Linked DNA regions of Homo sapiens: all the other regions are linked to region 2. A link is a loop called in an ENCODE intact Hi-C map of the cell type or tissue named here. Cell type or tissue: heart right ventricle. All regions are shown on one strand.

Region 1 (8,000 bases), 570 kb after region 2:
CAACAACATGGTGAAAGAAATGGAAGAACAGGAAGAAATATGATGTCATGTAGCCTATACATACTTTTGGTGTCTGCAAAAACTTAGCTATGATCACTTTCTAGTTAAAAAACTTCATCCCATCTTGTTGCAGGAAGTCAGGGACCCCATATGGAGGGACCGGCTGAAGCCATGGCAGAAGAACGTGGATTGTGAAGATTTTATGGACATTTATTAGTTCCCCAAATTAATACTTTTATAATTTCTTACGCCTGTCTTTACTGCAATCTCTAAACATAAATTGTAAAGATTTCATGAACACTTATCACTTCCCCAATCAATACCCTTGTGATTTCCTATGCCTGTCTTTATTTTATTCTCTTAATCCTGTCAGCCGAGGAGGATGTATGTCACCTCAGGACCATGTGATAATTGCATTAACTGCACAAATTGTAGAGCACATGTGTTTAAACAATATGAAATCTGGGGCACCTTGAAAAAAGACCAAGACAACAGCAATGTTTAGGAAACAAGAGAGATAACCTTAAACTCTGACCGCTGGTGAGCCGGGCAGAACAGAGCCATATTTCTCTTCTTTCAAAAGCAAATGGGAGAAATATCGCTGAATTCTTTTTCTCAGCATGGAACATCCCTGAGAAAGATAATGTGCGCCTGCGGGTGGGTCTCTAAACTGGCCCCCCGGGCATAGCTGTCTCTTACTGTTGAGGCTGCAGAGATGCAATAGACTCCAGTCTCCCATAGTGCTCCCAGGCTTATTAGGAAGAGGAAATTCCCACCTAATAAATTTTGGTCAGACCAGTTGATCTCAAAACGCTGTCTACTGATAAGATGTTATCAATGACAATGGTGCCCAAAACTTCATTAGCAATTTTAATTTTGCCTCGGTCCTGTGGTCCTGTGGTCCTGTGATCTCGCCCTGCCTCCACTTGCCTTGTGATATTCTATTACCCTGTTAAGTACTCGTCTGTCACCCACACCTATTTGCACACTCCCTCCGCTTTTGAAAATCTCTAATAAAAACTTGCTGGTTTTTGCGGCTTGTGGGGGCATCACGGATCCTACCAACGTGTGATGTCTCCCCCGGACACCCAGCCTTAAAATTTCTCTCTTTTTTACTCTGTCCCTTTATTTCTCAAGCCAGCCGATGCTTAGGAAAAATAGAAAAGAACCTACGTGAATATCGGGGCAGATTCCCCGATACCATCTGTAAATTAGTTGAGGGAGGAACTCTATTCTCCTCAGTAACCTGTGGCAAAGTTTGGCATGGTTTCTTCTTCATAAGAAGGTTACAATTGTCTTTAATATTACCTGCTGCAATGTCAGCTCACGTTCCTCATCCAAAACCCAGTAATGGAACCATTCATAAAGTTCTAGATGTCACGAAATCACTCTGTTTTCTTATCTGACTGAATGGAACTGACTCCGTGGACTTGTTTTAGAGATACTATTGATCAGTTTCATTTCCTTGGGTTGTTCCTTGTTTTGTTTCTGCTTTTGCTAATTTCCCTCATGTCTATGTCAAGATTCAAAGCCTGTTTCAGTACTAGATGTGGAGAGGGATTATTTCAAAGCCAGTGTTACTGTATTTTCCATCCATGCCCCACAGTTACAGGAGCATCAGCGACTGCTATGCTGGCCTGGCCTCTCCTCACCACCCATTTATTAATACCTACTTTGCTGTCCTGTGCTTTGGTCTTTCTTCACATGTCTCACACTTGATTTTGTTCTTTTACTCTACTGTCTATTGCTGCTCCTGTTGTCATTGTCATTTCCCTTTATTAACCACCATGTCCTACAATGTTAACAGTCATGATTTATTATTTTATTAATAAAATCACAGCTTTAAGGCACAACGTTTTTAAGCCATGAAGAAAAACCCTCAAGAAATGCTTTAGTTTGACATGGAACCAACAATCTTCATGGGCAACCTTCAAATCCAGACACAAAAAGATGGTCATGGAGCAACCTCATGGAAGAAAAGCACAGAGGAATTCATCATGGTACCTATTTACAATAAAAAACGCAGACAATAGAACTACTAAAAATTCATAGAAACACTTCAGATCTCTTTCCAAGGGGCCAGAAAGGAAGAAACAAAAAATTGTTATAAACATGGCTGTAACGTACACTGTATGTAACCTGTCTACCCAGTTGCTATTTCCCCTCTATTTCTTTGATGATAAAATATCAGTTTTGTTCAGGTACCTGATGACCATGGAACTGAGGAAAACTGAACTCTCTCTAGCCTTGTGAGTGAATCTTAATTACTCTAAGCCAATCATGAAAGTGATACCCTACTGCCCATGATTGGTTTAAGAATGGGAATATGAGGCCATTGTACCCAATGAGGAAACACCAGCTAGAGGGGATGTAGGAAGGTTTTTCTCAATCCTAGAAAGGGTTACAAAATGAAGACATTTGCTGCACGTCCTTTGAGTGGTTTCATGTAAGGTTATGATGTGTGGAGCTAGGGCAGCCATCTCATGACTGAGTTCACGGTCTGGATCTAGAAGGCAACAACAGTGGAAATTCTAAAAATACCTGGAGATGAAATTGTTAAGCCACTAAATTAATCACTGTTACAACTGTAGTACCTCTGAATTTCCAGTAACGTGGCTTACTAAATACTATAACTGTTGAAGCCAGTTTTAATTGGGCTTATTGTAAAATTGCAGCTGAATGCACCCTGACTGTTAATAAATCAGCCAAAAGTTATTAGTTCTTTTCATGTCCAGTTATATCCAGGGAAGAAGTTTAAGGGTGCTTCCACATTTACTGAGGTTGATTTTAATCATGATGACCTAGAGCAGTAACAAGAAAATCTTTGTATGGGTTACTGATACTGAGAGTTATATAATTTAAACACATTAATGATTTTACATTCACATTTTATCTGTAAGTAAAATAGTTAACATTGTTGAACCAAAACACGCATGAAAAAAAAAAGCAAAATGAAACTCTGAAAAGAACCATATTACCTAAATTTTTTTGAAATACAAAAACTAGCTGAGCCATCAACCATAAGCAAATTCTATTATGTCAGTGTACAAAGTAATGACAAATTTAAAACCAGACAGCATAGATTAGAAATGTATGTATCTGAATATATCACCTGAGACTGATTATTATTAAAGTGTTTCTTAAATTTCAGTCAAACTGGATCTTTTGCTCTAAATAATTTGAGCATTTTAAAAAGATCAATTCTGATTGGAAAGTATAGCAATTTCTGAAATTATGTTAAAATTTATTCCACTTTATTAGTGCATAATCAACCTGAGAGGGTGGCTGAGAAGATCTACATTATATGTTTATAGGAGAAACGTAAGAATTAGCACCATATCTAAGTAATTATTAATTCTTGCTTGAGAATCTATATTGCCAACCCTAAAAACTTAGAAATTAAAAATATTAAATAAATGTCTTATATAATAAATATGAAAGCATAAGAGCACAAAGAACCATGAAAATATATTTAGAATTATCCATAAGAAATCTATAAGAAGTAAACTGGTGAATGAAACATACAATTAAATAAAACTAACGTTTTTTAACTTTTAGGACTCGAGAAATGCTTGTGTGGAATGGCAGTACTTTTTAGAGTAGATATTTTAAATTGAAAATAGAAGCGCAGGAAAATTGAAAAACACAATTTCCACAAACAGAAAACTATTCAGTGATGAATCAAAATGGAAGGAATGTTCTAAAACTGAGATGCCATTTGGTAACCTCAAAGTATTTGATCTACAGATACTCAGTTCATTCAAAGTTAATATTCATAAGACAATTAATTTTAACCAAACAATGAACATAAGATAATTTTAAAGCAGAGCCCCAATCAACTGTTACTATGGGAAACAAAAGATTTGCTTTTCTCTGATTTATGAGACTATTTTGCTAGATAAAAACCAAAGTGATTTTGGTGCAGGGCATCCTCTGCTGGACAGAGGGTGGCATTACAACATTACATCAGCTATTTAGAACTGACGTTTACTTAGTAGTACCCAAACTGAAGGTTTGGTTAGTCTCTGATTCTCCAGGGGAAACGGACTATAAAAATACCTTTGTCTGAGCCATACCCCAGATTAGTTAAAGCCAAATCTCTGGGGCTGGGTTCTGCATATTTGCAGTTTTTAAAAGCTCACCAGGTGATGATAAATGCTTACTGAATATTGCTATATTTTTTCCTTCATTGAGAAAGATACATGAGTTTCATATGCAAGAACTGATCTGAGACTGTGTACAAGGTACTTATGTAAACCAGGAAGGTTTTACTCTTACTAAATGGAAATCAAATAAAATAATTGTTCATTTTAATTCAGTTCCGTTTACCTTGGGCTTTTCATCCAGGATCTGCTGACGTATTTCCTTGTGTTTCTCTACGAGTTTTTCTTGCCGTTTACTTTGCGCTTCTTCTAGCTATAAGAAAGTTACAAGAAACATTACTTTCATCTAAACATTTAAAAGTGCACGTTTTCAGAAAATACCGAAAGCTTTTCAGATCTATGGCTTACATTTGATTATTTGATCTCCTGATCAAGAACTACACTTACAAGTATAGGAAACTGTAGTAAGTGTTGAAGCTAGGTGACAGAAACATAAGGGTGGGAGGTGGTGATCAATGGACTGCACTGTTCTTACCTTTTTATAAATATGTAAACATTTCTATGACATTAAATTGGAAAAAAAAAGGACAGCCCTTCGAGGTTGCCATCATCTCTATCATTGATGACAATTAAAGGTTCTTTTGGGAACACTATCATTTACAATATGTTTCTGGGCTCTTGACTTTGGAAATGACTTGACTCTATTTTTAGATGAATCCTTTTACAAAGTGGTTTGCAATTCAACTTGCAGAAATGTTGATTAAGGAGTGCCCACCCTGTGAAACAGCTCTGCTAGGTGCTAGTGATAAAAAGTTATGGCAAGGCATGACATTTCCTTCCAGAAGCTCACAGCGAGCTCACCAAATGTTCACACATGTTTTGCAAAGGAGAGAGCGTGATGAGCCCACATACCCTCTTGATATACTGCACCACTTCCTGGATATATGACCGGATCATCTCTGTCTTCTCCCTAAAAGCAAATGATGAATACATCATTATACCAATTCATCCAGAATTGACAAATGGTAATCTCAGACTTCTAGATAAAAGGTTACAGAACTCTCAACATTCTTTTTCTTTTTTCCTTATTTTTATCTATTTATTTATTGGAGACAAGGTTTCGCTCTGTTGCCCATGGTAGAGTGCAGTGGCACCATCATGGCTCACTGAAGCCTTGACCTCCCATGCTGAAGCCATCCTCCAGCCTCAGCCTTCTGAGTAGCTGGAAATATAGGTGTGCACCACCACACCCAGCTAATCTTAAAATTTTTTTGTAGAGACAGAGTCTCCCTGTGTTGCCCAGGCCCCTATTGAACTCCTGGCCTCAAGCAATCCTCCCACCTAGGCCTTTCAAAGTGCTGAGATTACAAGTGTGAGCCATAGCAACATTCTTATTACTGCTACAAGGAAGGTATAATCTGCCAGCCTTTGGACAAAGGTCAGGTTCCTCCCAAGGCACAGGCTCTGTTTTCACTAAATGCCAGGAAGATTATGGGTAGGAAGTGAGGATTTAGCCTTTCCCTGAGGGAAGCTCTTTGCTTACTCTTTATCTAAAAGGCCCTGGGTGTGCCTCACTCCTTTATTGAACCAGTCTTTGCTTGAGCCTTCCCTGTTAAAAACCTTACCAAAAGAATCTTTTGAAAGGCTGACTAGAGGAGAAACTTCACGAAGGAGTCTTTGACTGGTTATGAACCTGTGACTCTGACGTACAAAATAAAATAATTCCCAGATGAACTGTTTGGGAGAGGGGACACTTTTGACTTACTCTTCCATCTGACTTTTGTCTTTGGATTTAGCTTCTGTTATCTTCTCCTGCCTCTTTTTATCCATTTTCTTCTTTAATTCTTTCTTTTCTCTGAAGTCACAATGGAAGTAAAAGAGAAAAAAGAGGCAAATCAGATGGGAATTTGTGTTGAATAAATTCAGATGCACATGTCAATTGTAATGGGAATGAGGGCTTACTTCTCACAGATTTCTTTGAGCTTCTTTAACTGATTGTTCTGACACTCTTCTGCGACATCCGTCAACTTTTGAATAAGCTGGAAAAAGAAAATGTCAGTTTGCTATTTCAAATGATTGCAAACAGAGCTTCCTTCCCACCTCCCTCAAACAACAGAATCTATAGTTAGAATATCTGTGATGGATGTTTCACAATAGTTAAAGTTGTCAGACATCTAACATTGGCAATGAGGACAATTTAGAACCATCATATTATCTAGGCTTATGGGTTTTAATATGAAATTCTTCTTATTATCTCTTTTTAATTAAACAGAATTCATTAGATTGTTGTGGCAGTTATTATAGCCCAGCTCAGTGCAAAGACAACTTACAGTGTAGAACCTGGTTCCAATCTCTACCCTAAGACTTATTAAAAGTGAAATTTGGGGCAAGACCCTACATTTTCAGAACCTACATTTTCTCAGTTGATCACTGTCTTTATGTCTTTGGAGGTGCTGTGAAGCTCAAAATAAAAATAAGTATGACACAAATGTAAGTTATAATCAACAGCAAGTTATAATTCTTGGCTCACAACTATCATTCATTGTTGAATTGCTTTGAGGATAACATGAGTTTCCCATCTTAGAAGTTGACATTTATGTTCTTGCGTGGGTAATTTCCAGTAGATATAAAGAACATCAGAAATTCTCTTTGTGCTTTCAATGAACTGTCACTACATCACTGTGAACGCAAGTATTTATTGTCATACATCTATTATCAAATCAAGCCCCAAGGGGGCATCAATTGTGTTTTTGTATCCTTGGTATTCTGCACAATTCCTAATATTCACTTGATGCCCAGTAAGTGTTTGCCAATTACATAAAGGTAATTGTGCCTGGTAATCTTTTCCTTTTTTCCTCATGAGGAACCTGGAGAACCTTCTGCAAGGTTTTCAGGTGGCTGTAGCAACTGGACTCAACCCTTCTTACTGGAGCACCCAATAGACAGTGTGGACATCCTCTGAAAGCCCCCACTGCTTTTCCCATAGATGGAGATTCTCTTTCCCAAAAACATATAAGGCAAGCTGAGTTGACTAGTCTTCTATAAGTGGCAGCTGTAATAGTGACAAGACAAATCATAATACCACAAACTTTTGAGACAGCCAAGTATAAGGGAGTCCCCGGAAAAACTGCAACGGGCCTGCTCACTGGGAGGAATGCACACTGAGGTGGAGCCACAGAAATCCACCCCATTTGCAGCAGGGAGGAGCCTGGCCACTCCTCTTCCTGGGTGGAACTTGGAATTCAATCTGCAAGGTGGGAAGCACACTAGCAGGGACTCCAGCCTTGTGGAGATAACCTGTTTCCCTCTTTTCCTTTCAACACAATAAAACCCTGTCCTCCTCACTCTTCAAATTGCCTTCAAGCCTAACTTTTTGTGGCCATGTGACAAGGAACCCGTCTTTAGCTGAACTAAGGATAGGGTCCTACAACACTTTAACTGATAATTTCTATATGTCAGGCCTAGTTTTAAAAGATTCACATGTGGCTGGGCACAGTGGCTCACACTTTAATTCCAGCACTTTGGGAGGCCGAGGCAGGTGGATCGCTTGAGGTCAGGAGTTTGAGACTAGCCTGGCCAACACGGTAAAACCCTGTCTCTACTAAAAATACAGAAAGTTAGCCAGGCCTGGTGGTGGGTGCCTGTAATCCCAGCTACTTGGGAGGCTGAGGCAGGAGAATCACTTGAATCCGGGAGGTGGAGGTTGCAGTGAGCCGAGATTGCACCACTGCACTCCAGCAACTCTGGGCACACTCTAGGCAACAAGAGCAAAACTCTGTCTCAAAAAAAAAAAAAACAAAAAAGATTCACATGTATTTATTTAATTCTGAGAATTGCCCTATGCGGTTGGTGTTATTATTTTTGTTTTACATAAGAACACGCTGACACATCTGGCTC
Region 2 (8,000 bases):
GCACCACTAACTACTTTAATAACGGGATGTTTTAGGGATGAAGAGAGTGAGAGAAGACTGAGCAGAAAAAAGAGTTAAACAAAGTTGTGGTTTCAGATGGAGCTTGATTTAGCTTGAACTCATGTGATTTGTGCCAGACTTGGCGGCAAGAGGGATGGCCTTCTGTACCCTGTTGCAGCTCATCATTGGCTGTGGACTTCCTCCTGGAGGAGGGAAGAGTATAATCTTCCAGGAATGGAAGCTCCCCTTCAGCAGAGGGCAATGCTCTGAAGAAGTGGACAGGTCTGAGCCCTTGGTGAGCCCATTCTCATGGCAGATGATGGCTGGGTGAACACCAGCTTCATAAAGGGATCTGGGCAGGATGTTGTTAGATCTCATGTCAGATAGAGATATTTGTGTCACTCAGGTATAAGCAAGCCTTCTAAAAGTTTTTGACCCTTTAGGACTATCAGTGCCTGAAGTCATAACATCAGAATATCCACTGGGTTTCTCTTTAAAAACACATGCCAGGGCAACTGCAGAGGAAAAGAAGAAGCAGCTGCACAACACATAGAAATAGATAAGACTAAATAACTTTCCTCCACTAAAAGGGTGAAAGAAAATTGGAGGGATACCATAACAAGATAAGTAGTATTGAATAAAGAATACTTTCCAATTTCATCTGCATGGTAATTTTGATTCACAGATGAGGACAGTGAGGCACAAGTGTAAGAATTTGCCATGGTGAAGCCGGGATTTATAGCCTAGAGACCACACCTGTAAGCACCTGCCACAATGACCAGAAGATAAGACATGACAGTACCTTTAGGACTAACCTCTTGGCCCATTGCCAAGTGAGTATGATGAATCACACTCTTGGTGCTGGGGCATAATTTTGAGAGATACAGGCTTATCCCTGCAATTTCTCAACATGGTTCCCCTTGGCACCTCACAACTGCCTGCCAATGGCCCTGTGAAGGCAGATGGCCCCCACCTTCACGGATCACTGCTTTTCAAACTGGCTGACATTTGACTTTGGCTAGGATTCCTTTGTGGGTGATTTTCATGTCACCTTGAAAGGTTAACTTGGGTAGGGTTTAAATCTACCACTGTAGTACTCCTCTGGATTTCAGATACTGTAAGCTGGAGTAATTCCTTCTTTCATGGAAAAAATAAATTTGGAAATCACCATTGGATCCTTGATCAAATCTTTAAATAACTGAATCCTACAGAAAAAAATTCAGAGGTAACTTTGGATCCCTGACGGTGTGCTAAACAAGGAGCACTGCACTTGGGGCTGAGGCTTCTTTTTCAGGTGCATTGGCAAGTGCGTCTCTTGGTCACACTCCTCATTTCTCAGTTTTATGCAGCAGAGGATAGAATTACCCCAGCACTCAGCGATGGCTCCAGACATGCAGAGCTGTCTATCAGAAAACTCAATCTGGGGACACAAAAGCCAGTACCCACAACTGACAGCATACAGAGTGACTGAGGTTCCAGTGTCCTTTGACCATCAACTATTCTTTTCATATAGGTTTTGGGCTATGGGTTTATCATGCATGCCTTTCTACGTGGTATGAAGAGTACAGGTGTGTGTTGGTCAACTCCAAGGTCAGGAGCATGGAGGGAAAGGCAAGCAGGAATTTGGAGGAAGGAACCACCTAGCCTTCATCTCTTCATCTGACCATTTGTTTGATAACTGCCAAGAAAAACGAGTAATGCAAACAACACTCACTGTTTCTTGAGGCATGTCATTGGACTGACGTTGTTGGCCCTGAAGTTGTGTATGATTGATCTCAGGCCTTCTACCCATTGCTGAAAGAGAAAGAAAAAATATTCTTGGTGAGCAAATCTGCTGGAGTCAAATAGAGCAGTTTTTATTAGATAGATTGTATCCATTTTGTGTAATAAAAACACAAACTCTTCTTTTGTCCCTTTCCTGTCACACAGCCATCTATATTTTGCAGGCTCATATTTTATTCTTTAATAAACAGCTTTCATTCTTTCCATGAAGACAAATGTGCCATCTATTGTGCCATTAAACTCTGGGCTGCCACAAAGGAATGTTGCCCACTGACTGACTTGTGAAGCTTTCTATTTGCAGCTTGTTTAAATATAAGCCCTTTTTCAGTTGCTGGCAATCTTAATTATTTCCAACCAGCATTATAAAATACATGACATATTTAACTATTTTCACTTTAGAGGATAAATGAATAGGGGTTCATCAATTTTATTGTGTGATCCTTTCAATCTAAGAGTTTGTTACTTATCTTACCTATGTTTTCCAGCAAAGCCTTAAAAAGAAAAACATTCTTTCATTGCCAGGGTGATCAGAGCAAACAGCGATGTGCTCACATAATTTCTGTATAAGGACTTGGACCTCACTTGTAGTTCATACCATCACTCCACTGTTTTACAAGGACAAGTGAAGGGAAATTGTGCATGGCAGTAGAGGAATTTGGGTCTCTAAAAGGGCATTTACTAGAAAAGCTCAGCCCATGAATTAAGGCCAACTCTGCCCTTGGGTCCAAAAACTGATGCCAATGAATGCCATAGAAGAATCATACCCTCGGCAAAACACTTCGTAGCAAATTGACATTTGGGTTAAATAGAACGGTGGCCCACACATAAGCTGATTCCTTACCTTCTTAGGTTTACAGCCTGACTGCTTAGATTTGCGGCTTAGTGCTGAGGAAGGAAAAATATCTTGGAATAGATAGTAATATAGACGTATACTCTATATGCACTGTCTAGTATGGTATCCACTAGACACATATGGCTATTTAAATTTAATAAATATAAAGTTCAGTGTCTCATTTGCACTAATCACATTTTACATGCTTAAACATCAACATGGGGTTGATGGCTCAGACAGTGCAGATAATTTCCATCATCACAGATGGGACTGTTGGACAGCACTGCCCAGTAGAACCAGGTTTTAAAAAGTCAAGCAATTTAATCTCTGTAAGGGCAAAGGTGATGACTGCGTTCTAACAGAGTATGGTTTTGTTTTGTTTTTTGCTGTTTAACCTTTCTTTTAATTTTAATTGTGTTAAAAATGGACATAACATAACATTTATCACCTTCACCATTTTTAAATGAAAAATTCAGTGGCAGTAAGTACATTCATGTTGTTATGCAACCAACATAACCAGCCATCTCCAGAACTCTTTTCATCTTGCAAAACTGAAACTCCATATCCATTAAATAACTCCCCATCTCCCCCTCCTCCCAGCCATTGATAAATATTAATACCATTCTCCTTTCTGTCTCTGTGATTCTGACTATGCTAGGTGCCTCATATAAATGGAACCATACAGAATTTGTCATTTTGTGACTGGCTTTCTTCACTTAGCATAAAGTCCTCAAAGTTCATCCATGCTCTACCATGTGTCGGAATTTCTTCCCTTTTAAAGGCTGAATAATACACTCATCCATTCACCTCTGATGGACTCCCTGTCCATTGTGAATTGCATGTCTGCTATGAATATTGATACACAAATAAGTTACTGCTTTCAATTCTTATTTATGGATAAATAACCAGATGTGGAACTTCTGGATCATATAGTAATTCTATTTTTTAATTTTTAAAGGAAATACCATACTGTTTTTCATCGTGGCCATACCATTTTTCCCCCACCAACAAAGGACTGCAAATGCAACAAGGGAACCCTTTTGCTCAGGGTTCTAATTTGTCTACATCCTCAACAACACTTGATATTTTCTGGGTTTTTTTGTTTGTTTGTTTCTTTTTTTAAGTAGTAGCCAAACTAATGGATGTGAATCTAACAGTTTTTGCTGATCCTGGTCACACCTAACAGTTTTCTGAGGGAAGACTTAGGGGTTATAAGAGGTAAATTTTCTTTTGTGACTAGCAAAAGCAGAGCTGTAAATAGCATCGAAAGCCTCAGCAAGCATCATAGTGGGGTCAGGATTCTGAAGGAAGATGAAGAAATGAAATAGTAGAATTAAAGAAATGCCTCAATTATTTTTCATCAGCAGAACTCACTTCCTCTGTCAGGCTAAATATGGACTATAACTCCCTGCAGACTATCAAATATCCTGTTATTGACCTAACAAACCACAGGCCCACACAGAGTTTCCCAAGAATAGACAGAAAAAGCACAAATAATTGGGTTGGCATTAACTGGGATGCATTTTCTCAACCTGCAGGCTTACTACATGTTCTAAAACACAAAACAAAGTCCATAGTTTCCTAGACAAAAAAAAAAAAAGTGGACAATTTCTGAGACTGTTCACTGGGCTTTTTCTGATCATTCTAATTTAGTTGTTTGTCGAAATAAATTACAGAGATGGTGCACTTTGAAGAGGCTTAAATAACTTTCATTCATCTTTTGAACATACAACGCTGGCAAGGAATCTTGTTTATTGTGATGGAAAGGTCAGTGAGAGTGACCTTTAAGGCCATCACTCCAGTGACAGGGCCCATGCTTTAGTTAGTAGGAAATGCCACCAGCATCCTCAGAAGCCCTAAAGGGAACTGGGAGGGAAGGTTGCTGCCTCTTTCTTCTTGCAATGATGAAAGTGAGGTCAATGGCCTTGCCTAAGGTCACAGAGCAGCTGGTGCAGGGCAGACAGGCAACAAGAGCTCTGTGGTACATTCTTCGTGTTGGGGATTTTTATTTTCACCCAATGGCTTGCCCACACTTCTCTCCTCACGACATGGTAAAGGCCCCTTCTATTATCGTTCAGGTAAAGTACAAGTAACATAACAAGGGCAAAGGACTGCAGGAAAAATATTAATGATTCTTTGTCTTGTTGGGGTTTTTTTAACATAAAGTAGATGAAATGCCAGCAGGTGTCAGTAGAGCCCTGGAGTTTTGTTGGAAAGTTACGCCAGGCGTGAACTAGATGCCTATCAACTTGTTTGACCATTTCCAGACTAACAGAAGCAATAAACCACGAATTGGATTCTTTCTTGAATTGCTGAAAATAAGCTCGTGTGGTAATCATCTACATAGTGTCCAGGAAGCGCATTTTCCAGTCCTTGGAACACAAGTCATTGGCTGGATGGCGACACGCTCCTGAGATGACTTCTGCCACACGGGGCACTTTCCTTCTGGTCCGGCCACCCCAAGCCGAAGCCTGAGCCTGGGTGCTAGGGAACCAGACCACAGGAGGTCGGCTCTGATGTTCGGATCAGCACGGTTTCCCTGTTTCCCTAGCAGCTTGTTAATTGCTACTGTTCTCCCATTTTTTTAACCTTTTCTAACCATTCCTAAGTTAACTTAAAGTGTGTTTCAGCCCTTCTAAGAAGAAGGGGGAAAGAAAGACTCTTCAAGGGACTTGAGGGCTTGTGCTGAATTGTTTGGAGGGCAAGGAGAGAAAGAGAAGCTGCCTCTAATTCTCTCCTGGAGCTTTTGACCTCTCCTCTGGGACTCCTTAAATTTATTTTCACCACCCCAGGCCCTGTCCAACTTCCAGGCATATGTTTAGACCTTGCTCTTACCCATCTATCACCTTTGCCCCGGGAACATTAGGACTGACATAGACAAAAATAATCCCTTTCCCATGAAAATACAAACGTAGAGAGACACAGATACAACAAACACAAACCAAAAATACTATGAACTTACACTGAGCATATATTTTACTTTTTTCTTTTAAAAATATTGGTTAGGGTTTTTCCCCCAGTTTATGAAAACAATATTTAAATATGCTTCATAGGAAAGTGTAAAGCAAAGAAATACACAGTAAGAAGTAAACATCACCCCAAATCTCATGACGTATATTAAGAATTGGCCACCAATAACATTTTGCTTTCGGTATTTCCTTTTTTTGTTGTTTTTTTGAGATGGAGTCTTGCTCTGTCGCCCAGGTTGGAGTGCAGTGGTGGGATCTCGGTTCACTGCAACCTCTACCTCCCAGGTTCAAGCGATTCTCCTTCCTCAGCCTCATGAGTAGATGGGATTGTGGGTGCCCACCACCACTCTCGGCTAATTTTTTTTTTGTACTCTTAGTAGAGAGGGGGTTTGACCATGTCGGCCAGGGTGTGTTGAACTCCTGACCTCAGATGATCTGTCCGCCTTGGCCTCCCAAAGTGCTGGAACTACAGGCGTGAGCCACCGTGCTCAGTCTGCTATTGGCATTTCTAAGCTTTCACTAGGCACAGGCTGGCCCGTCATCCTAAAATAACTAGTCCTATTATTCATCAGGCAGCACTACTTCCAATCTTAGGGTTCCAATCTTATCTCTAGGTTTTGATCCTGAAGAATTATTTTTCGTCTTTAGTCAAAGAAGCATATTGTCAATGGAAAAATGAACAGAGACCCTGTGGCACTCTCCAAGTTTGTGATGTAATTTTCTCCAAAGGGACTCAGTAGCATCCTCCTTCATCTTTTGATGTTTGGCTCTCTGTTTTCACAGAAGAGGCTACTAGTGAAGGTATCTTAATTAAGTTGTTCAAAAGTTAACTAGAGGCTTGTTATTAAAATGTAGTCTGGGGACCAGCAGCATCAGGATCACCTGGGAACTTGTTAAAATGCAAATTATCAGGCCTCCGGCTGAATCAATCTTCAGGATGGGAAATAGGAATCCACGTTTTAATCAGCCTTCCCTGTGATTCTTTTGCACACACACATTTAAGAAGCACTGTTGCAAACCCTTACTACTCAAAGGGCCCCAAGACCAACAGCATCAACATCATCTGGGAGCTTGTTAGGAATGCAGAGTCCCAGGTCTCATCCCAGAACCATGGAATCAGAATCTGCATTTTAGCATGATCCCCAGATGACTGGTGTGCACATTAGAATTTGAGAATCATAGGTCTAAAAGAGCAGCCCCCCTCAACTTGGAGTTCTCCTTCCACTGCCCATATAAGATGTGAGTTTGGTTTTTGTCTTTGTTTGACACACAACAAAATACAATATATGGGTAGCTTATAAGCAACAGAAATTTATTTCTCACAGTTCTGGGGGCTGGAGAATCCAAGATCAAGGCGCCAACAGATTCAGTGGCAGCTTTCTAGTTCATAGGTAGTGCCTTCTAGCTATGTCCTCATGCAGTGGAAAGGGCAAGGGGGCTATCTGGTACCTTTTTAAAATAAGGACACTAATCCTCTTCCTGAGGGCTCCACACTCATGACCTAATCACCTCCCAAAGGCCCCATCCTCTAATGCCATCACCTTAGAGGGTAGGATTTCAGTTTATTAATTTTGGTGGGACACAAGCATTCAGGACACAGCAGTTTCCTAAGGGAGCTGCTGTTTCTGAGAGTGACTACACACAGGATATTCTATCTCATAGTGATAGCCCTGGGAAGAGCCCCATGGTTCTAGACCCACTCTTGGTTTTTGTCATGTCCCACCCCACCTGGGCTGAACAAATGTGTTCACTAGAATGGAAACTCTGACCTTTTTAGGGGATTGAAGTTCACATTTCTTGTATGTGGAAGCAAGAGGATGCAAGATGCTATAGGCAGCAGCTTTCATCTTCCCTATATCTGAGCTGTGAGAATAATCAATGACGGGGCCATCTGAAATATTTAAAACATGGGAACTTCTTGGTATCGACAACTCACAAATCTAGATCAATTAATTTTGTTGTTTTCTTGTTTTACTTTTCTATTTGTTTTGAGACAGGGTTTTGTTCTGTTGCCCAGGCTGGAGTGCAGTGGCCACAATCAAGGCTCACTGCTGCCTTGACCTCCCTGGGTCCAGATGATTTTCCCACCTCAGCCTCCCAGAAGCTGAGACCACAAGTGTGAGCCACCACACCCAGCCAATTTTGGTATTTTTTGCAGAGATGGGGTCTGGCCATGTTGCCCAGGTTGGTCTCAAACTCCTGGGCTCAAGCTATGTATCTGCTTCGGCCTCCTAAAGTGCTGGGATTACAGGCATGAGCCACTGCACCTGGCCCATTTTTGTTTAAGTGAATGGAGATAAGAAAAAGTTGGCATTTTTCAAGTAGCTACTTTCAAGGTGCCTAAATTGCTCTATCCATCAGTTTTAATCTGCTCAAATAATATGTCAGGAATGTATATAATTTGAAATATAGTTTTT
Region 3 (8,000 bases), 610 kb after region 2:
ACCCTCCTCATTTATCCTTTACAAACCTTTGTCTTCCTTCCCTCCCTGACTAAGCACATAATTTAGTATGCCCTATTCTTAAATAATACCATTTTCTTTTAGAGAGCATCTGTTTGTTATTTATGTTGACATAAAACAAATAAAACCTTTAAGCTTGTGGAATACTACCAATGAATAATAATAATAAATGCATTGAAACGTAAAATCTTCATTCGACACCCTCCAGCAGCTAATTCCACATACCTTATACACAGTAAACAGTTTAAAAATGTTTGTTGAATAAATGCTGATCCTTATAAAATAATTGCCTACATACTCTTTTAATGTTGCTTTTCAATATGCTAAATTCTCTGTAACTCTTTATCAGAATTGCCTTCCAAGTCCCTGGCAGGTTTTACTGACAATGAGGCTATCCCAATGTTCTACTTTGTAGCACATTTTAAAAATACATTAGGAAATATATTTTTCCAGAAGTCTTTTGGAGCCTAACATTGTGACATTTTGGCATGTGATTACAGATGAAAAATTGACCTATAATAACTTTCTTATAAAAAGTAAGATAAGAGTGAAAATAGTGACACTGATTGTCACCAGTGGCTTTTAATCTGTTTCCCAAATCATCTTTAAACCATCTTCCAAAACTGCATTAAGTGATGGCAGAACTTATTTTAATTCAACAAATCATCCCTGCTTGTTTACTACACCCTACTCAATGCTGGAAGAGCCCTTAGTAGCAGTGGCTGGACATCAGTTAGGGGAGACAGGAGACTAAACAAGTAACCGGGGCAGCCTGTATAGCTCACTATGGCAGAATCTTTCTTTTGAAAAATGACTACTTCTGATGGGTAAGTGCCAGTATGGTCACACTATTTAGTTACATCCATCAGAAAAATTCTCCCTAGAATTATATGCAAAGGGAAAGGATTGTGTATGTGTTGTTCAGCAAGACATTGCAAACTGGAAAGTCATGGTCCCAATGGAGTACATGGATGCATTTTCTTTGGCTCAACCAGTGTTGTCAAATCTTTTAATTAAGGTGATCTTATACTGAAACAATGGGTTTCTTACTTCCCTTGAAAAACTAGATTTGACTACATGGGACCTATACACCCACAGTGGGTGGTTCTTTGGCTTAAATACAGCAGGGGTAACGCTTTGCTGGCCTCCCAGCTGAAGAGGGTGCCCATGGTTACCAAACTCAGCTGCTTTAGAAAGCAGGTAGGAAGATGTCCCTATTCCGTGGGGATCTGACCTTCCCCATTATATCCAAGTTGGTTTCTAAAACCATGTGGGGAATGAACCAGATTCTTCCCAATGTGACAGCTCACTAAAATTAGCCCTCTGAAAAAGGATAGAGAAAAAGAAAATTTTGATGGAGGAAAGAATGGAAGTTAGGGAAAACCAGCTTCTGTGAAAGTAATAATGGTGGCTTTTTTTTTTTTTTTGGCAACTAAAATTAGTGTCTTGAGGTGTTAGACTGGAGGTGCATTCAAACTGGATCCAACAAGTTTATTTTTAGATTTGCATTAGGTTTTCAGATACTCCATGTAGCTGTATGCCCTTGGGAAACCAAGTTCGATTGTCAATTTGAGTCAAATAAAGGAAAAAATAAATCTCTGCTTATCAAGGGCATGTGAGACAAAGCCTCCACCTTCCAAAAAGGGACGTACTATATAAAATCAAAGACATTTTTAAAAAGCAGATAGATGTTAAGTAAACATTCAGGCAAATACTTTATGGTTGCAGTCGGGGATAAAGTGGGCACCAAGGGTTGGTGCTGGACTTTGAAGTAGGCTTTAGAGAAATGCTTAGTCCAGGGGTCACACCTGGTGATGTCTCCATGTAGAGTGGACTGTGTCACTCTTGGGACACAACCCCTAAGGATACTATTCACACTGTAGAGTAATAGGCAGTTAGTGGAAATGATAGAAACCAGTGAAGTAGATTTAATGCAATAGGGCAAAGTGAGGTCATGTCCAGAGCAGGAGAGAGACAGCCTGTAAATGGGGCAGTGGCTGCTGTTCATTTTTAGCCTATTTCCACCCAGGTTTTGAGAAAAATGGAAAAATGAAAGTTTTGAGTGAACTCTCCCAGTTTCCAATCACTGAAAAGACAAACAGAGCACATCTTCAGACTGCATTTGGCCCAGAAGTTGCCAATCTGTACCCTCTGCCAGGAGGAGCAGAGTTTGCCTGGAATTCTGAGATGGTGCAAGAGTGAGCTATGCATCCTTAGTAATGCTGAAGTGACAGGACTGTGCTGGGAACTCGGTGGGCCAGGAGCTTCTTACCTTCTCGCCCCAGTGGCCAAGCAAAGGCATAGAGAAGAGGGTCAGTAATGAGGACATTAAACACTGGGCTAAGGAATTTGGAGATCCTTGCATAGTCTGACTCTTGTCAGGGACCTCATGATTTTCTGGAGACAGATGTTATATACAAGTTAAGTCAGTGGTCCCCAGCCTTTCTGGCACCAAGGACCAGTTTCATGGAAGATAATTTTTTCATGGACCAGGGGGAGAGGAGGTTATTGAGGGGATGGTTTCAGTATGACTCAAGTGCATTACATGTATTGTGCACTTTATTTCTATTATTATTGTTACATTGTACTATATAATGAAATAATTATACAACTCACCATAATGTAGAATCAGTGAGAGCCCTGAGCTTGTTTTCTTGCAACTAGATGGTCCCATTTGGGGGTGATGGGAAACAGTAACAGGTCATCATGCATTAGATTTTCATAAGGAGCCCACAACCTAGATTTTTCACATGTGCAGTTCACAATAGGGTTCACAGTCCTATGGGAATCTAATGCCACTACTGATCTAACAGGAGGCAGAGCTCAGGGAGTAATTTGAGTGATGGGGATGAAGCTTTGCTTGCTTGCCCACCTGCTGCTTACTTCCTGCTGTGCGGGCCAGGTCCTAATAAGCTACAGACCAGTACTGGTTGGGATGCCTGAGTTAAGTAAGATTCTATAACATATACATGTGACTAATGTTTAAACTTTTTTGCTAAGGGCTGTAGACACTTTTTTTTTTTTTTTTGAGATGGAGTCTCACTCTGTCACCCAGGCTGGAGTGCAGTAGTGCAATTTTGGCTCATTGCAACCTCCACCTCCTGGGTTCAAGCGATTCTCCTGCCTCAGCCTCCCGAGTAGCTGGAATTACAGGCATGCACCACCATGCCCAGCTAATTTTTGTATTTTTAGTAGAGACGGGGTTTCACCATGTTAGCCAGGCTGGTCTCGAACTCCTGACCTCAAGTGATCCACCTGCCTCGGTCTCCCAAAGTGCTGGATTACAGGCATGAGCCACCCTGCCCAGCCCATAGGTACACATTTTAATTGATTCCATTTACCGAATGGAGACTGCAATTAGAAGTGGCTGTAGATCATCCTGGGTTAGACACTGTTATATACAACAGCTTTTTCACAGCCAGTCAGTGTAGGCAACACGCACAGTACCATAATAAAGCAAAATAATCGGAGGTGTTATTAAAAGTCTTTACTAAAAACTTTATTAAAAGTCATGTAACTTGCCAGAGGTCACACAGGAAACTGTGAACAAGTATTTGAATATGGACTATATGCTAAAGACTAAATTTTTCTATTACAGCAGTCCACTCTATGATAACAGCAGCTTAAGGAACCGTAATAATAACTTAACTTGCTGCTGAGATAGAGATGTCTACATGTAAACATAATTCTCAAAGAACTACCCTGTTGCACTAAAAAGGCATCCGTACATACAAAGTTAAATAAGTTAAGCAAAACAATGGCTGAAAAATGAAAAAAAGCACCTATAGGAGTACAATACTAAAATTGAACTTTCTGATATTATAATTGAAAGATCGAATAATTCCACTATATGGATCTGTAAGCCAAAGTGCAAAAACCAAATTCCTTATCCCACTCAAGAGAATCAGCAGAAGTCAATATTTTATTTCTCCCCCATTATTTGTTTTTATGAGTGAATAAAAATCTGGTACTGGAAATTGTGATAGAAACAGAAACTAGGAATGTCTAGTTTCTTAATTTGATTCAAAGATTTAAATTCCAATTAAGCAATTATCAAGGAAAGAAGATTCAGAAGGTGGTAGTACTTCAGTCGCATTGACTAGATTTTTCTTAGGTGGGTAGTGAAAAAAAAAGTGCAGAATGAACCACAGAAGTAAGTTCCTGCCCTCTAGTGGACAAATGCAATCATTGCAATATCTTTTTCTTCAAAATATGCCTAACTTGAATGTTAAAATTAAATATAAAAAGAATTTGTACGCTTCCTAATTCCAAAATGAACAGAAGTGCACTGAAAATAGAATACAGATGGACCAGTAAAATGGTAACTGAAAAGATCATTTTTATAAGTTCTATAGAAGGAGGAAAAGCCATTTGATGTGCTGGTTGAAAAGATTTCCGTCCTGGGCATTGAAAGTTTGGATCTGATGGTTGAGCAGCAGAGAATTAGGATTTGGAGGATTTAACTGAATGGTTAACATGGTAAGTGAAGGGCCTTTCAAATATCATATGTATTACTGGGCTATTAGAGGTGTTGGATCATGCTTTCCTTGTCTGAGTCATCTGAAGAGTGCAGTTCCGGCCGGGCGCGGTGGCTCATGCCTGTAATCCCAGCACTTTGGGAGGCCGAGGCGGGTGGATCCCGAGGTCAGGAGATCGAGACCATCCTGGCTAACATGGTGAAATCCCGTCTCTACTAAAACTACAAAAAAAAAAAAAAATTAGCCGGGCTTGGTGGTGGGCGCCTGTAGTCCCAGCTACTCAGGAGGCTGACCCAGGAGAATGGCGTGAACCCGGGAGGCGGAGCTTGCAGTGAGCCGAGATCGCGCCTCTGCACTCCAGCCTGGGCAACTGAGCAAGACTCCGTCTCAAAAAAAAAAAAAAAAAAAAGAGTGCAGTTCTTTTTACCTTATGACAGCATCTTGCTTTGGATGGGCACCACATGGGTAAGAGGTAAGGCCATCAGTTTTTCCAGCGTATTACGGGTGAGTCTCATAATTTCATCATGCAGAAATCCACCCTACTCAGGACAAATATTGTCAGAAAGTAGCTTTGTTAGAGCCAGCCTTTCCCTTAAGGAGGAGCTTCTTCAAACATGAGCACAATTTGTACCTTAAATTTCTATTAGTTGAATGAAATTAGATAATGTATCTGCCTCATATTTCTAAGAAATTCAGAATCACTTTAACAAACTTTGTCCTGCTGTATGCACTCCCAAACGTTTAGGAGTGAAGTATACTGATGTTTGCAACCTACTTTAAAATGCATCCTATTGAACCAAGATGGATAGATAAATGGATAGAGGGATTTATATGTGATCAAGTGAAAGCATCAAAATTTTAATTATGGAATCCGGGTGGCTGATATATAGGTGTTCCTTGTACAGCTCTTTCAATGTTAGCTTAGAATTTTTCATAATGAAATATGTCAAAACTCCTAATTTTGAAGAGTCTACCAGGGTGAGTTAGAAGCAAGAGACAGCTTTAATGAGCTGGATAAATTCATCTGTTGACTTCAGTTTTTTGAGCTTCTTCATTAACACCAAGTAAAGTACTTTTGGTGTTTTGCACAGTTAATGTCCAGCAAGTTCTTCCAGCGGTAACTGGAGCATGGGTTCAAGTGAATCTTGACACAGCATGGCTGTGTGTCATCATATAAGCACTCACATGAGTCAACAGCATTCACATGGTATCATTTTGTTGAACATTAGTAGCAGCTGCAATTTTACACATAGATGTATAAATTTTATAATGTCACTCTCTTCCTCCAAGTTGTAAGGGCTATGAGAGCATCTGATTTTCCTCAGCATTACATATATAATGGCCATCAGAGTGACTGACACATAGTTGGGTTTTTTTAAAAAAAAAATATTGAATGAATGCATAATTCATATTTAGTTTCCTGTTAGTACATAATAAATAGCTCTATTATTAATGGCAAAGTCCTGAAAGTAAAGAACTACCTAAATGTTATGCTAAAATAAAACAAATTTGAATGAATGAATAAATCAATGAATGAAAAGAGTGAAGATGCTGCTTTCTGCTGTCTGTAACAAGTTTGTATTTAATGCATAATAACAGCAGGTTACTCAGCAGGCTATCAAAGGGTAAAAGAACATAGCTCTGCTGACCCTTTTATATGTGTTACATATACAAACTTTAATATATGTATATAAAAAAGTTCCTACCAACTTGAATTTATTAGAAGTGTTTTGATACAGTTTACAAAGAATTCAGAAGGAATGAACTCTTGGCTGCTAGGTAGAAATCATGGATTTCTCTTTTTAAAGGAAAGTAGACCAACAACTCTTAATGTTAATTTTGTGGAAATATATCTTTGAGATTAATTAAGTCAAATCGTTTGGTACGGACTATGGTCAATCACTTGCGGGACAAATTCTGGATAATTCCCAGGAAAAGTGTCTCCTGGAGCCCTTCCCAGGTTTCTGTGATTAAGCTGTCATTTTAGAGTGGATGGAATTAATGGGTTTCATCTGGGGAGAGCCACACTCTTGCGAAAGAAAGATGCAGGGCTTCAAAGCAGCGGTTTTTAATGTGTGGTCCCCAGACCAGCATCAGCTTCACTGCAGATTGTTAGAGATGCAAATTCTTGAGTCCGCCCCAGACCTACTGAATCAGAAACTTTGGCTACGACACCCATCGATCTGTGTTTTAGGAAGCCATCTGGGTGATTCTGGTACATGCTAAAGTTTGAGAGCCCTGCTAATCCAAATATGGTCCATGGGCCATAAGCATCACCTGGAAGCTTGTTGAATATGCGGTGTTTTGTGATCTGTGCCAGACCTACTGAATCTGAATCTGCATTGTAACAAGATTCTCAAGTGATCTGTATGCACGTTGAAAAAAATAAATTTTATTGTGTAAATTCAAGGCATACAACATGATGTTATAAGATACCTATGTACAGTAAAATGGTTACTATAAGGGAACAAATAGACATATCCATCATCTCACATAGTTACCCGCTTTGTCCCCCTGTGGCAAGAACAGCTATAATCTACTCATTTAGAAAAAATTCTGACTATGATACATGATTGTTAATTATAGTCCTCACGCTGTACATTAGATTTTTTTACTTGTTCATCCTACACATTTCCTGCTTTGTATCATTTGACCCACACCTCCCCATTTCCTGCACCTGTATGCACATTAAAACTTGAGAAGCCCTGCTCTAAAGCAAAGTGAAAAACTTCATCATTAATTGGGAGCCATGATTTTATAATTGGACATGACATGGATATTGAAGTTATTGTACTCATCCCTATTTTAGGCAGATGAACCCAAAGCCCCTCATTAGAATCCATTGAAATTTTAGAAATTTTTATGGAGGATATTCGTAAAAGCAGCTGAATTGAACCAATCATTGACCAGTTTCAATTCAAGTGAATGAATGGTCTTTTCTTGATACATATTTAAAAAGACCCTAGTTCTTCAACTCATTGGCCGTTGATATTAGGCACCAAATCACTCTACCATAATGAGCAATTGTTCCCTTCTCTAAAAATGGGGATTACTATGGTTTTCCTAGTTAGGACCCAGTTTTATCCAAGGCATCCAATGAAAGTGCATTGTGAATGCCAAATCTGTACAGTATAGAAATGAAAGAGATAGCATCACTATTTAAAGGAAAACCTTTTCTTTTTACTGTATTGGATGCTTTAAAGTTCAGGGATTTTGATAAACTATTGTTTCTATAAATTAATATCTTGCAAATTTATTATTTGAGGAGGAAGATTTGAAGGAGGAAGAATTTTATTTAAAGAGAATCCAAAATAAGCTGTAAACCTCATCTTTGATTTTAGTGTCAAGTTCTTATATTGTGAATGAAATATCAAGTTTCTGTTTTGAATAATTAAATGGTATCCAAGGCCTTGGGCAAAACATTGTAACCTTATAAAAGCACTACCTTGGATTTTTTTGATGTCACATTATTTTATTGGTGGAATTCATATCATTATTAAAATA

Evidence for each region. Peaks named below come from ENCODE experiments on the same cell type or tissue, not always from the same donor. Only the 100,000 strongest peaks of a DNase experiment are listed, where the experiment ranks them.
Region 1: it touches region 2 in a loop (4-fold over the local background); 71 of 110 quality-filtered maps call a loop at or near these places.
Region 3: it touches region 2 in a loop (4-fold over the local background); 26 of 110 quality-filtered maps call a loop at or near these places.

Annotation. Positions count from the first base shown.
Region 1 is chr20:8,786,591-8,794,590 of GRCh38, reverse strand. PLCB1 (phospholipase C beta 1) reads right to left here. Exons shown (of 32, transcript NM_015192.4): 28 at 6,066-6,142; 29 at 5,869-5,958; 30 at 5,016-5,073; 31 at 4,330-4,416. Among named protein-coding and RNA genes, the nearest start is that of RNU105B, 41 kb to the left of the region's middle. In heart right ventricle, a CTCF peak has its summit at 3,933; a DNase peak (open chromatin) is centred at 3,936.
Region 2 is chr20:9,356,690-9,364,689 of GRCh38, reverse strand. PLCB4 (phospholipase C beta 4) reads right to left here. Exons shown (of 40, transcript NM_001377142.1): 8 at 1,715-1,794. Among named protein-coding and RNA genes, the nearest start is that of LAMP5, 150 kb to the left of the region's middle. In heart right ventricle, a CTCF peak has its summit at 4,791 (motif pointing right); DNase peaks (open chromatin) are centred at 4,831 and 5,070; H3K27ac peaks cover 1,672 bases.
Region 3 is chr20:8,747,839-8,755,838 of GRCh38, reverse strand. The region is part of intron 23 of PLCB1 (phospholipase C beta 1); the gene reads right to left. Among named protein-coding and RNA genes, the nearest start is that of RNU105B, 79 kb to the left of the region's middle. In heart right ventricle, CTCF peaks have their summits at 3,990 and 4,191 (motif pointing left); no DNase peak of the experiment used is centred here.